Regions from separate parts of the Homo sapiens genome. Here region 2 is linked to region 1. A link is a contact called in ENCODE Hi-C or POLR2A ChIA-PET data. All regions are on one chromosome and are shown on one strand. The core of a region is the stretch at or near the end of the contact, and the rest is flanking DNA. Distances in the headings are between cores, read along the strand shown. Region 1 has its middle 100 kb from the start of LINC02038. Region 2 holds the start of LINC00887 (long intergenic non-protein coding RNA 887).

Region 1 (7,159 bases), core at 1,977-4,476:
ATTCCCAATAAGGATTTTTGTAGGTATTGAAAAGTTGATTCTAAAGTTTATATGAAAATTCAAAGAACCTACATTATTTAAAACAATCTTTTAAAAGAAAACAAATAGGGAGGACTTATACTGTTTGATTTTAAGACTTACTATGAAATTACTTGTATTTTACTAAGTTTATTGGATAGACAAAATTACCTGATCAAGAGAACAGAATAGAATCTAGAAGCATCTGGTATGTATAATCAAAGTTTGACAAAGGCACCAAAGCGAATCAATGGCAAAAGAAAAGTCTTTTCAATAAATAGTGCTGGAATAACTACACAACCATCTAGAAAAAAATGAATGACAACTCCTATCTCACACAATTCACAAAAACTAATTTGAGATGAATCCTAGATATCAAACTAAATGCTAAAACTATGAAACATCTCCAAAAAAAGCAGAATACTTTTGGCATTTTGGTGTAAGCAGAGATTTCTTAAAAACAGGACACTGAAGCACTAATTATGAAATTTAAAAATTAATGAATTGAACTTTAAGAAAATTAAAATTTTGGGCTCATAAAATTTTAAAAACATGAAAAACAAGCCACAGTTTGTTAAGATGTTCCACTAAGAACTTGTATCGAGAACACATAAAGAACGCCTACAATTCAGCATTAAAAAGAAAAAAAAATTATTTTGAATCACAAAAGAAGACATATCAATGGCCAATAAGCACATGAAAGTATGTTCAACCTCCTTAATCAGCAGAGAAATGATCTCACAGTGATTGAAGTTCTATAAGAAAGATTTTGAATGAGCAATTAAATGGCACACGATGGACAAAATGACAGCAGTGACATACCAAGTGGGGAGGCCTGGTGAGAGCAGTTGCCCCTGGGTACAGGCGACAAGGAGGTAGATCATCTGTAGCAAATTTTAAAACAATAATAAAATCAAATAAAAGTGGTCTGCTTTTTATCATTACCCAGCGACAGCAATTCTTAATAGGGTCAGTGATAACTTGCCCATAGACCCCCACATCCCTCCCATTCGCCCTTGTGCTATATCGAATGTGAGTCTCATTTTCTCCCTTAACATATTCCCTCTCTAAAGCCTTCCAGAAATATGCATTTTTAATGGTTGCATGATACTCCTTATTTTGTTAACAGATCCCTTATTACTGAACACTAATGCTGTTCTCAATTTTTCAATGTTATAAACGACATTAGGACAATATCTCTGTGTTATCATCCTTGACAGTTTTTCAGGATTTTGCCTTGAGAGAGAAATGTCTCCTCTTGATTTTTGATCTTGGAGGAAAATCTTGGACAGTGAACTAGCTGAAAATGTGTAGATGAGAATGTACCTGAGAGGAGGTCAGTAGAACCTGAGATACAGGCTGAGAGTGGCAAGGAGAGCGGGGGAAGGGGAGCAGCCTGGGAGGGCTTCAGGAGAAAGAGGAGCATGTGCAGAGTGGGCCCAGGGGAGAGCAGAGAGAAACATAGTGCCAGGCCCGGCCCAGAACAGAGGTTAGGAGTATAGGAAAGCCACCATGTTCCTTGCGGCTGGGCAGATTTGATCTCTCTGTGCCTCAGTTTCCTCATCTTTAAAATGAGCTTAGAAATAGAACTTAACTCTGTGACCCATTTTTTTTTTCCTTTTTGGAGACAGGGCATCACTCTGTCGCCCAGGCAAGAGTGTAGTGGCGTGAACATAGCTCACTGTAGCCTTGAATTCCTAGGCTCAAGTCATCCTCCCACCTCAGCCTCCCAAGCAGCTGAGACTACAAGTGTGCACCACCATGCCTAGCTAATTTGTGTATTTTTTGTAGAGACAGGGTCTCGCTATGTTGTCCAGGCTGGTCTTGAACTTCTGAGTTCAAGCAATCCTCCCGCCTTTGCCTTCCAAAGTGTTGGGATTACAGGTGTGAGCCACTGCGCCCAGCTTATGTAGATGAATACCTGTAAGCACATAGAAAATTACCCGGCAATACATGTTTGGTAAATAAAAGTGAATGATGGCGAGGCACAGTGGCTCATACCTGTAATCCCAGCACTTTGGGAGGCTGAGGTGGGTAGATCACTTGAGGCCAGGAGTTTGAGATCACCCTGGCCAGCATGGTGAAACCCCATCTCTACTAAAAATACAAAAATTAACCAGGCATGGTGGCACACACCTGTAGTCCCAGCTACTCGAGAGGCTGAGGCAAGAGAATCACTTGAACCCAGGAGGCAGAGGTTGCAGTGGGCCGAAATCATGCCACTGCGCTTTAGCCTGGGTGACAGAGCAAGACGCTATCTCAGAAAAGTGAATGAGGCTTCTGGGTGGAGCCTAAGACAGACAGCACCAAAGTAGGAAATTCTTGCTTAAGAGCACAAAAAATGGAGGCCGCGTTTCCCCTCATGAGGGAAAGTGAGTGGCAATGTTGCCTGAAGCCAGCCTTCCAACAGGGCAAATGCTGCTGGTCTGGTTGGGAAGCCAGCTGCCCTTTATCTCCCTCTGGCCAGTATCTGAAATCAGCTGTGAGAGAGAAATGCAGAACACTAGGAGATAGGAGCAGGCCGCTTTCCTCTTCCATCGGCTCTTCCGGGGCACCAGTCACTGCTTATTAAGCAGTTTATGTCATTAAGCATCTCCCTGGGGGAGCTGGAGAGCCACAGCACAGTGTAGATAATGAAGATCTATTGCATAAGCAGAAAAAGTTCAATGGAAAATGCCTCCTTCTGCGCTCCCTGGCTGCCCTCACTTGAGCCCTGTCTCCTTTTTATTAGCAGCGTGAGAGGATTCAACATTGTTTTTATTTTCTCACTCCTTGTGGGGAAAGACATTGATCCAGGCTTAAGAAGTCTTTCTGCGTCTGTTTCTTTAAACTAAGAATTGGGTTTCACTCTGGGCTAACTGTTCCTTTAGGTACAAGCTGAATGGCTCCCATTGCCAAGGTGAGCCCCAGACACATTTCTGACACAGCTCACTTCCTTTTTAGGGCCCCTAAAGTCAAGGTTAGTGCCTGCTCTCAAGCCCCTCAGGCCAAGGAGACCTGCCCTCAGAAATAAGATGTCTTGAATGGGAACAAAGAGCTCTATCATGCCCTTGGTTTCTTCATGTTTAAAATGCAGAGCAAAGGAGTACATGAGGTCAAGAGCCTTCTAGTCTGAACCTTCTGTGGAGTGGAAGGACACTAATGGGCCAGACAGCTTCTAGATGCAAGGCGGGCTCAGGCCTGGGTGAGGTCAGGACGGGAGACACGGAGAGGAACAAGTTACCTAGCCTCAGCCAGCAGAGTCCCGGGCCAGCCTCACAGCGACGGGAGGTGATTTTGTCACGTTCACTGACCTCTGACTCTTTCCTCAAGGAAGGGTTTGTGTCATGAGTGAACAGAGACAGGTGAAAAGCCCCCTCTAATTTCTAGCACACAGTCCTGCAAGCCTCTGCAGGAAGGAGTTGGGAGCTCTGCGTTTCCCTCTCGTTGGCCTCCTGCCTGCCTGTCTGCCCTGGACCTTGCTTACCAGCTTATCCAAGCTGCATGGAGGTTCAGGGGTGCCATCTGGGTCTCCTCAGCCCAAATATGGGACTTTCAAAATCTCCCCCCAACACAAACACACCCTGCTGTGTTGATTCCGTTCCCGTACTCTCCACTCCATCTCTTCCCATCCACCTTCATATTTGCTCTTAGAACCAGAGCCTGTGACCACGTGAGATACTGTATTGCAGTCACCTGGAGTTTGCTTTACAGGAAAAGTAAACGCCCCCTCCCCTTTTCCTCCTAGTCTCTTTGGTTTAGAAGGATGATGTCATCTGAATAACAGCCTGAAGTAAATGATTAGGAAAAGTGCCCTTCTCTTGAACCCTGTGGACACCATCTAGCTCTGAGACAGAGATTCAGTTAGAAATGCTGCAGCTGGAAAACAATTCACACACCATGCCCATGAAGTGTGTGAAGCTCTGGAAGAAAAGACACGAAGAGGATATTTACGATTGGGGAAGGAAGCATAGCGTGGTACACCTGAATCAGGAGGACTGTGAAGGGCGGCAGTGAGGAGTGAAACCAGAGCCTGAAATTGCCACACTTCCTCCGTGTCTGACTCGGTGCTTCTCAAACTGAGCATTTTCAACATCTTTGACAAAACAATTCAGCCACGGAGGGGAGTCTTGCGCATTGTAGGATGTTTAAGCCAGAATTCCTGGCCTCCACCCACTACATGCCAGAAGTAACTTACCCCAACCAAGATGAGATTAGCCACTGGCATGAAGGAAATAAAATATTAGAACTTCTATGTATTTTTATTTGATTACAAAACATAGAATTTAAGTTTTATTAACATTGATGATGCCCAGACATAATCCAAGACATGTCAGTGAGATGTCTATAACTTAGACAGGTAGACGGAGAAACCCTCATCTGCTCTATCATTCTGAGCTTATTACAGGGCATTGTAGTTCATATTTGTCCAATTAGGTTGGATTCAGTAATTATTTTAAATGGGAGATGGCAAGTAACTGTGAAGATTCTATAAGTCATCTCATGGCAAGGAACTTAGGTACACATTTTTCTCTTACAAAAAACCCCACAAATTATTATAACTTTGCTATTCGTTTGGTGATAGGTAGCTGCCAGTAGTATGCTACCTAGTAGATATTTTTAATATACCCATAATCCATCCTTTCAAAATAAAGGTGACATTTAACAATGAGTGAAAAAGTGACTACGTTTAGAAAGAAACTCGTGCTATGGTATTTCTGGCAAATGACCAGAGAGCCTGAAAAGCCCTCCTGAGATAAAGCATACAGATATTCTGGATAAAATATTACAGGAATACTTTTAGATTCAGAGCTGAGCTGACCTGGAAGTAAGGGAAGTCACCAGGTGCCAAACTGAAGAGGGAGTTCGTGCTGAACCAAAGCTATCCTGAGAGCATCTGCCAATCGCTGAAACAAGCTGGAGTTTTAATGGCCTTGCAGGGAACAGAAGACTAGATATTCAGCCTGAATAAGCTGGAAAATTGGAACTGAGACCCCTAATAAAGTAAGAAGCCTGAAAAGCTACAGTCTCAGTAAAAGGATTTACTGTCCACTGGTAAAGGAAGGTGAAAATGAAACTTATCTGCACAAGGAATTAAATTCACACATTTTTTGTTGACTGGAAACCCCCAGCGGAAGAGTTAACTTAAAAATGGTCTCGTGTTATACCATTACAGGGCCACCTGGCAGAGAAGCAAATGCGTATTCTCTCTGTAAGGATGCACTCAAAACCCAGACCTCATGGGTTCCCACGAATAAACCCAGCTGAACAGTCAAAACCCAGCTCACAGTCAAAATTTTTAAACACATGAAAAACCCAGCCACCACCAATAAGAATCAGAAGAAACAAAAAAAAAGCAGAATTAAATTCCCAGCGACTTCATATATATGAACTATGGAACACAGAATTAAAAATAATTATGTTTTAAGGAAGTAAAAAGAAATGTTTTCAGAAATAAAAGAGGGAATCAAAATACATGAGCAAGGAATAAAATAATCTCAAAAGGGCCCAGGCATTTGTAGAAAACAACCAGAAAGAATTTTAAACATGAGAAATCATAGTTATTATAATTAAAAACTAAGCAGATGAGGAAAAACCTAAATGAAACATGAAGTTAGGCACAGTTGAAGAAAGAATTTGTGAACTCAAAGATAGATCTAATACACACACACACACACACACACACACACACACACACTTTTTTTTTTTTAAGAGATGAGGTCTCGCTAAGTTGCCCAGGCTTAAGTGCAGTGGCTATTCACAGACATGATTATAACACACTACAGCCTCAAACTTCTGAGCTCAAGTAATCCTCCTGTCTCAGCCTCTCAAATATCTGGGGCTAAAGGTGTGTGCCACTGTGCCCAGCTGGTTTTGAAAAACACAGAAAAACAAAGTGCAAAAGAAAAATAATTGTCAATCAAGACTTATAAACCCAACTAAGATATCACTGAAGAAAAAGACTAAGATAAAGACATTTGCAGGCAAATAAAAACTGAGAAATTTTGCCATCAACAGATTCTTACTAAAGGAATTTCTAAAAAGAAGTACTTCAGAGGAAGAAAACAAAATTGCCGGAAAGTTCTGAGCTGCAGGAAAGAATGATTTTTACTTAGAATAAGAATTTTCCATTGCTTCCTAATTATTAGGTTTATATATAAATTTGTGTTACTTTAACCATTTAAATGCAGTGTTAAGATTTGAAAATAAATGTTAGAAGTTAAGGGTCTTTTGGTTTTTTTTTTTTTTTTTGACATTTATCCATTAAAGTCCTATTAAAATTTAGGCCTTTAAAAAAGGAAGGAAGAAAAGAAGCAAAAATAGACCCCAAAAAAATGCATGAGGATATCATTACAAAACAAATGTTTGTTTTAAATAAAAGGCATATAGATTAGGAAGGAAGAAATAAAACTGTCTTCATTTACAAATTACATGATTGTCCATGTAGAAAATCTAAGAGAACTGACAAAACAAACAATACACCTCCTAGAACTAATAAGTAGTTATAGTGAAGTTGCAGGATACAAGATTAATATATAAAGGTGAATCATGGCTGGGCACGGTGGCTCACACCTGTAATCCCAGCACTTTGGGAGGCCGAGGCAAGCGGATCACCTGAGGTCAGGAGTTCGAGACCAGCCTGGCCAACATGGTGAAACCCCATCTCTACTAAAAATACAAAAATTAGCTGGGTGTGGTGGCGGGCGCCTGTAATCCTAGTTACTTGGGAGGCTGAGGCAGGAGAATGGCTTGAACCCAGGAGGCAGAGGTTGCAGTGAGCCGAGATTGTGCCACTGCATTGCAGCCTAGGTGACAAGAGCGAGACTGTCTCACAAAAAAACAAAAACAAAACAAACAAACAAAAAAAAGTGAATTACATTCCTATATACCAACAATAAACAATTGGAACTTGAAGTTAAAAATAAAATACATTTATACAATATTAGCACACCTCAAAATGAAATACTTAGGTATAAATCTAACAACATGTATAAAGATATACAGAAGGAAAACTACGAAACTCCAACTAAATAAATAGAGAGATATTTTACATTCACGGATAGGTGGACTCGATATTGTAAGATGTCAGTTCTTCCCAACAATATCGAAGGAAAACAAAGTCAGAGGACTGACTGCCCAGTTTCAAGGCTCAGCATAAAGC
Region 2 (7,934 bases), core at 3,921-6,420, 570 kb before region 1:
TGTCCCCTTCGATTATCATGTTGAAAGGTGATTCCCATTTTGGGGGTGGGGCCTGGTAGGAGGTGAGTGGATCATGGGGGAAGGCCCCTCGTGAATGGTTAAGCACACCCCTTGGTGATAAGTGAGTTCTTGGTCAGTTAGTTCATGTGAGATCTGGTTGTTTAAAAGAGTCTGGGACCTCCCCCAACCCCTTGCTCCTACTCTTGCCATGTGATGTGCCTGCTCCCCTTTTGCCTTCCACCTTTCACCATGAGTGGAAGCTTCCCAAGGTTCTTACCAGGACCAGATGCTGACGCCATGCTTCTTGAACAGTCTGCAGAATTGTGAGCCAATTAAACCTTGTTTCCTTATAAATTACCAGCCTCAGGCATTTCCTTATAGCAATGCACAAATATACTAACACAATGGCCATAGACAGCGCTTACCATTAGCTCATTTAACTTGTCTACGAGGGCAGCACAACTTGGGGTCCACATACTCATGCCCAACTTCATTGGCCATTCAACTCCAGCCAAGTAACAGGACGAAAAGACAGAAACCCACCATAAGCTGCGGCTGAAGGTGGCCATCCAGCCCACTGTTGGGACAGAATGCTTAGTGTGTACAGATTTGCTTCGGTGTCCCTAAGATAGGCTTCTGACCTGTCTATTTTCCCTGAGAATTCAGAATAATCATGAACAAGATGGGAGTATGAATCTCAGCATGGAGGCCCAGTGGCTGACACCTAGCTTTCAAACCTAAACATCTTGCACAGGTTTCCTTGTACCATGTTCTCTGATGCGATGTCCTGTGTCTCTGCTCACTGCTTCAGTGCCCTCCCAAGCAGCCGGGATGGAGCCCGGGCCGCCACAGCCCCCCTGGAGTGCGTGCCGCCTGATAGGTGGATCAAGAGCAGAACTCACATGCTGCCTCCTGGGGAGGAAGGGGGTTGTTTATGACCATATGAGCTTTGAGGTACCCAGGATGACAGGCCACCCTAGAACCCAGGGAGCTTGGGCAAGTTCATCCCCTTCTCTGGGCCTCAGTTTCCCTCATCTGTCCTGCAAAAGAATTGGATCAGATAATCTGGGACATTCTATCCAGCTCTCTGATCCAGAGATCAGGTTTGGGGCCGGGTGGGGGATGTGAAGTGGTCTTCCAAGCTGTCAACATAGCCTGATTGTGTAAGGCCTGCACAAATGGTGTTTAGAGCAATACTTTCAAACCTTAATGTTGGGTGAATCACCTGCGTCTAGAGAAAATGAAGATTCTAGCAGGAGAGAGTGGAAGAGTGGTTACCAGAGGCTGGGAGCAGGGTTGGATGGGGAAAGATTGGTCAACAAGTACAAAGTTGCAGCGAGGAGGAAGTTCTTGTGTTCTATGGCACAGCAAGGTGACTGTGGTTAACAGTACCGTATTGTACATTGCAAAGTAGGTAGAAAAGATTTACAATTTCTTTAGCAAAGATGAGATGATGGATAGGCTAAATACCTTGATTTGATTTTTACACAATGCATACATGTATCAAAACATCACATTGTACCCCAGAAATACGTACAATTATGGGTCAATAAAAAGCAAAATAAAATATGTAGATTCTCTCTCAATGGTTCTGAGGCGGGGTCTCTAAACCTGCATTTCTAACAAGCTCCCTGGTGATCCCGCGGTGCCGGCTGAGTCGGTGCCTTGATTAGGAGGGTTTGGCACTAGGTCTCCAGGTGTGATCCCGGAGCGGCAGCATCGGCATCACCTGGGAACCTTGTAAGAGCGAGTAGGGCCAAGCTACAGAAGTATTGGGTCAGAAACTCTGGGGTAGCGCCCAGCAATATGTGATGTAACAAGCCCTCCAGGCGACTCCCATGAGCTCAATTCTGAGAACCACTGCTTTAAGACAACAGCTTCTAAACTGGGCGGTGCATAGGAAGCACCGAGAGAGTTTTTAAAAATACTGGGGCCTGGGGCCCGCTTGTCGGGGTTCTAATGTAATCGGAATAGGTGCCTCCCGGGCATCGGGATTTTTACAGTCTCCCCAAGTGATTCTAATGTGAAGTCAATGAGCCTTAGGGCGGACAGAAGATGAGGGCTGCGGGGCTCCCAGGCTGCGAGCCTGCGATTCTTCTGACGGCGCTTTCCGGACGACGGCCACTAGGGCGCGCTGTGGCACCGCTGGGAGGCCGGCTGCGGTTCAGCCTCCTCTCGCCAGCGGCTGGAGGAGCTCCGGGCTGGGAGGCGGCGCGAAGCCCCGGGGGTCGGAGCCTCCGGGAGCGGCTTCTGGCCCAGGCCGGCCCGCCCCCGTGCATCGGCACCTAATTAATGCTGGCCGCGGCCTCGCCGCGCTTGACGTCAGTGATGTGCTCCGTGCTGGGGAGACGCGGCCTTTGCAGCCGCTCGGCACAGGTTGCTTCACCCTGGCCAGCCCTGCTGCCCGCCCCCTCCAGGCAGAACGCCGGGCTCACCTCTGGGACCGAGCCCTTGCTCATGCTGCTCTGATGACACTCACGCGAGAGTTTCTCCCCCATTTCCACCCGGCAGGACACCAGTTTCCTTTTCCATCTTCCCTGGCTGTTCTCTGCCCCTCCCCTGCCTTTTCAGAACACGGAGGGTCCCGGAAAATCCCACAGGCCTGGGGCTTTGCCAAGTCAGCCGCAAGAACCACCTCTCACCTTTCCCTTTCTGGGTCTCTCCTCTGCTCAGTTCCTTTCCTGTTCCTGCTCCTCCTTTTTCTCTCATCTGAGCCGTGTGGATCAGATACTTCCTGCCTATGCGTTCTCATGCACAGAAGTGGAAGAGATGGGATGGTGAAGGGGGGATTGCCTTCTTTAGCAGCACAGATAGGACTGCGTTTGTAAGGAGCGTTTTGTATGTTGGGGGTGACGAGGTTGCTGATGAAACTCTAGTGTTCTGTCCCCCACAGCCACATTACTCCCTTTAAGCAGCGATGGGAGTTGATTCTGGAGAGGAGAACTCAGCCGAGTAGAGCAACGCTGTCTTGTCTAGCTGCCCCAGCTGGCTGGAAGGGTCTTCCATGGCTGGAGGAGTTTCCCCAACCAGGACGCCAGAACTGTCTTTTTTTTTTTTTTTTTTTTTTTGAGACAGGGTCTTGCTCTGTCACCCAGGCTGGAAGTGCAGTGGCGTGACCGCAGCTCACTGCATCCTTGACCTCCCAGGCTCAAGCGATTGTCCCACCTCAGCCTCCTGAGAGGCTGGAATTACAGGCATGCGCCACCACGCCCAGCTAATTTTTTTTTATTTTTTGTAGAGACGGAGTCCCACTGTGTAGCCCAGGCTGGTCTCAAGCAATCCTCCTGCTTTGGCTTCCCAAAATGCTGGGATTACAGGTGTGAACCACCCCGTGCCTGGCCCAGAGCTGTCTTTATCATAAATGTTCCACGCCATATTTCATCTCTGCCCATCCCCTTATCCCCATTCCCAAACCTCCAATCTGATATTTGTGTGAGATTTCATTTGGAGGAAGGCCATGTACATAATGGTTTGGATGATGCCTGATAGCCTCCCTGGCTTTGCCAGCCCATAATTCTAAGATGGGAAGAGATGTTGCTGGGGAGAAGAGGCGGAGGCTTCTCTTCTGATTCCTGCCTGGAGCCCTGACTGCAAGGGTTGCTCCTGGCTTCCCCCATTTGAACCCCACCCCTGGCTGGCCAGTGAGGGGAGCATTCCCTACAGCCCCAGGGAGGGAGAGGCTGCCAGCGGCCAGACAGGGCATTGGGCAGATGGCACAGAGCCAGCCCAGCCAGGTGGGGAAATTGAGACCCAGAGAGGGTAAGGGACTTGCTCAAGGTCACACAACCAGACCCTGGCAGATCCCTTTCCACGCTAATTCCTCAGAAGCTCCTGCTGGGGTCTCTAGTGGGATACTTTGGACAGCCCTGTGGGAGTGGCGGCTGGGTTCCACCGGGAGTGGGGTTACTTTGAAGAACAGTAGTCTCTCCTTGAATCCAGATGAGCAGATACGGTTCCAGGGCTCAGCCTGACCCTGAGGCTGTCACAGCTGGGGCAGGGGCTGAGGGTGGAAACTGCCTCTAAGAGCTCAGAGGGCGTTTAGCCTGCCAGGCACAGAGCCTCCACCGGGGACAGAAAGCCAGGAAAAAGGTGTGGGACGTCAGTACGAATCCTGCTCCTTCCATCGTAGACTCTGAAAGTAAAGGTCCAAGCTTTGAATTGGATCTCAGCTGGGGCTGGGGGCTGGCCAAGAAGATTGGGGTGGCCACACATTTGGGCAAGTTTCCCTACTGCCTCCGCAATGCGCCTGGCCAGGGCCCAACTGGAAATCAGAGACCCATGAAACATCAGCTCAGGGAGCATCAGGGATGCATGCTCGTGCTTCAAGAGGAAGAAACCCCGAGAGGAGGCTGGGAGAGAGACTGGTCCAAGGTCACTGGACAGTGAGTGGTGGAGCTGGAGCTTGGACGTGGGCTCTGGACTCTGGATTGTGTGTCCCCGCCACTGTCCTGACATCCATGTGGACAGATGCCCTGATCCCCCTCTGCAGGGGCTGTTCTCTTTTCCTCTCTTTGGGGTGTATAATGTGTTTGTCTTTGTGTGTGTGTGTGTGTGTGTGTGTGTGTGTGTGTGTGTGTGTGTGTAGACATTTTTTATTTTGTCTCTTTACCTCCAAATCCTATCTGCTTCATAAAACTCAGAGAAAAAGTCTATAAGCTCAGTCACCCATTCCAGGATCGCTGTCAGGAAATCCTCGTTCCCATCTCACCCGCATCCCCCACGCTGGAGCTTAAGTCCTTCCAGGTGGGGCTGGCAAGAGTCTGCGGGACTTACTCCAAGAGCCCCGGGGAAGCGGGCTGGGCTGTTTGGGGAGGAATGCTCACCCGGCAGTGTGCAGGCCTGGCAGGGCTGCCTCTAAACCCAAATTGCAGTCCCCAAGCACGTGCGCTTGCTCTGCCTGAGATCTCCAATGATGCTGCTTTGGCGGGAGTACTGATTCTAGCCAGTGATTTATCATCTGTTTACTCAGAGAAACTGCTTGTTCATTTCTGCTGGTGGGAAGGGAAGGAGGGAGGGAGGGAGGTGAACGTGTGTCCTGTGAGCTGCAGAGGTAGCCGGCAGGGATGACTTATACACTCCCCTCGATGGGTGACCTCCATTCACTCTTCCTCCCCGCCTCTCCGCCTGATGAGAAACAGAATGTGCTCCCTCCCCCCTGGGAGGCTTCAGATTCATTTTCTGCTCAGACACCGTTGCTTGCAAAATTCCACCCAGAAGATAAGGGAGGGAGTATCGCTGCAGCGTCCTGCTCTGTGCCTGGTTATATTACTGGATCCTTGTGTTGCAGCCCTAAGATAGAAGGATTGTCTCCATTTCACAGATGAGAGAGAACTGATGCGCAGGAGGCTGAAATTGTCTGAAGTCACACAGCAGGTGGGTAGAGCTGGGACCCAACCCCCGTCAGGCTGGTGCCAACTTCATGCTCTTGGAGCAGTGTTTCTCCAAGTGTGCATCTCGAACCACCTGCATTAATTATAGTTACTTCTTCCTTCAGTCTCTGTTGTTTTCAACAGGGAGTTACTGACCTAGGCATGGCTCCAGGCTCATGGGATTCAGCAATGAGGAAGACAGGTCCTGGCCAAAGGAGGCCAAGAACAAACAAGTATAAGCAATAAGTCAGCCGGGTGCTGTGGCTCATGCTTGTAATCCCAACACTTTGGGAGTCTGAGGTGGAAGGATCACTTGAGCCCAGGAGTTCGAGACCAGCCTGGGCAACATGGTGAAACCACATCTCTACCAAAATATACAAAAATTAGCTGAGTGTGGTGGTGCACCTGTAGCCCCAACTGCTTGAGAGCCTGAGGTAGGAGGATTGTCTTAGCCCAGGAGGTTGACACTGCAGTGAGCCGTAATTGTGCCACTGCACTCCAGCCTGGGCGACAGAGAGAGACCCTGTCTCAAAAAAAAAAAAATTAAAAAGAAACAAGTCAATATCTAACAGGTGAGAGCACTAGGGGGAAAAGGAGAGCAGGGTGAGGTGCTGGGGAGTGACGAGGTTGTATGTGTGTTGCAATTTTAGATAGAGTGGTCAGGATAAACCTTACACAGGTGACATTTGGACTGAGACTTCAAAGAGGTTAAGTGTTTTGCTATTGAACCTGTATTTCCTGCACCTGCTTCAGACCTCCTCATTCAGAACCTGGCAGGGAAATGAGGCCCAGGAATACGTATTTTAACAAATCCTTTATCCACACCGCAATTTGGAAATCGCTGCTGTTTACCCTGGTGCTTCTTCTTCTACCTAACGGGTCAGGAAATATGTGTTCAAATCCAGGAATGGCTTTAGGGATTCAAGAATGAAGCTGGAATCCCGAGTCCTGGTGACGATTCCCTTCATGACTTGATAATTGGCCAATACTTAGTAACTAAACCAGGCAAAATGCACCTATGACTGTGACTGAGTCTGGAAAGCTCTGTGCCAGGGCAGGACATGGATATGCAGTCACAGCGTGACACAGATTACTGAAGTACAAGTTGGTGTCTTGAGGAGTGCATAACTTAGAAGGCTTGGGTTCTACGTCAGGCTCACCTGTGGTAAGCTTGGGCCAGTCATTTGCTTTGTGGAATTTCAGCTTCCAGGTTTGGGAAATGGAGCTGTTAGACCTTTCCCTACTTAGCTTATAACACTGCCACTACTTCTACTACCAGCCAATCTATGTATCCATCCATCTATCCATGCATCCATCCATCCATCCATGCATCCATCCATGCATCCATCTATCCATCCATCCATCCATCCATCTATCCATCCATTCTTCCATGCATGCATCCATCCATCCATCCATGCATCCATCCATCCATGCATCCATCCATCCATCCATCCATGCATGCATCCATCCATCCATCTATCCATCGATCCACGCATCCATCCATCCATCCTCACCACCACCATCAGTATCCTCATTTCATTTTATCAGCATTTCTGGCATGGCCTATATTCAAACCAACAAAATTCCAGTCCAATAAAATAATTTGGACATGCCTAACACTTACTGTAAAGGAATTTGGCCTGAGAAAATAATGAAGAAAAACTGTATAGAGAGTAATTAATTCTCCATACATTGGATATCAAAATCTTTAATCTTGGAAGATTAAATCTTGGAAGTTCTTTTCAATGAAGTCCAAAGGTGGGTTCATGCCACTGGCTTGGGGGAGCCAGAAAAGTGTCTTGTAACTTCAGTTGCGGTGAAAGCTGCTGTGAAAGGCAGCTTCAGATTTCCCCTGATGGCGGGCAGCCCTGCCTCTGTGCCCAGCCCTATTAACTGTTGGCCTCCCAGTTGCTGAAGCCAGCCAACAACATCCCCTGCCATTTGAAGTGCTTATTGGAAAAGCAGATTTCATCTTGGCTGGAGCTCTGAGCAGTTCCTTGTGTGGGGTACTCCCCAGGGCTGTAATTGAACACAAGAAAGCGTCGGCCTACTTTTGGCATTCCTGCTTTCATCTCAAAGACACATTTAAAAATTTATATTTAAAAAATGTCAGGGAAAGGGGCCAGCATGGCTCGTGTGGCCACTGGTGCCAGAACACCCAACACAGCCGCTCCAGGAGCAAAGGCTGCGGAGGATGAGACAGGAGAATTAGGACCATACCGTGTGGCAGTGCTCCATGCCCAGCTTCCGGGAGCTTGCCTGTGTGGCCTGAACAGTGAGGTGCTTTTGAGGCTGGGCCTCTGTCTGATCTAGGCTTTGCAGAGCAGGAGTTTGAGGGTTCAGATCAGGTCCCCCTCACAGCAGTCCAATTGGGTGAGAATTTTCTAAAAGCTGGGGGAAGAGGGTAGTCCAAGACCTACTTGGACACTCACCCCAGGGTCTGGGCAGCCTGGCTAGCAGGAGATGCACTGTCTTCCCAAGCCCCACCTGTTGTGCTGCTGCGGAACGTGGTTCCAAGGGCTTCTATCTACACTGGTGACTGTGGGTGGGAGAAAACCACTGAGG

What was found. Hi-C counts contacts between places; a loop is a spot of excess contacts on that map. ChIA-PET counts read pairs that join two places held with the same protein, here RNA polymerase II (POLR2A). Pooled maps may share reads with other maps.
Region 2: a map with no recorded cell type shows a loop between it and region 1 (5-fold over the local background). The contact joins the promoter of LINC00887 here to the enhancer-like site in region 1. A Hi-C loop is called at or near these places in 1 of 168 maps with a recorded cell type or tissue (DLD1), 2 of 37 single-sample maps with no recorded cell type and 2 of 50 pooled maps. POLR2A ChIA-PET finds 5 or more read pairs at or near these places in 1 of 52 experiments (BJ).

Annotation. Positions count from the first base shown.
Region 1 is chr3:193,740,783-193,747,941 of GRCh38, reverse strand. No RefSeq gene overlaps it. Among named protein-coding and RNA genes, the nearest start is that of LINC02038, 100 kb to the left of the region's middle. RefSeq lists enhancers at 5,013-5,062, 5,113-5,162, 5,183-5,232. Within about 2 kb of position 3,226, at least 8 of the 41 ENCODE cell types and tissues checked have a DNase peak (open chromatin) inside an H3K27ac peak, as active enhancers do.
Region 2 is chr3:194,310,040-194,317,973 of GRCh38, reverse strand. LINC00887 (long intergenic non-protein coding RNA 887) reads left to right here and starts at 5,170. Exons shown (of 3, transcript NR_024480.1): 1 at 5,170-5,373. RefSeq lists enhancers at 2,001-2,050, 1,916-2,416 and a silencer at 2,121-2,460.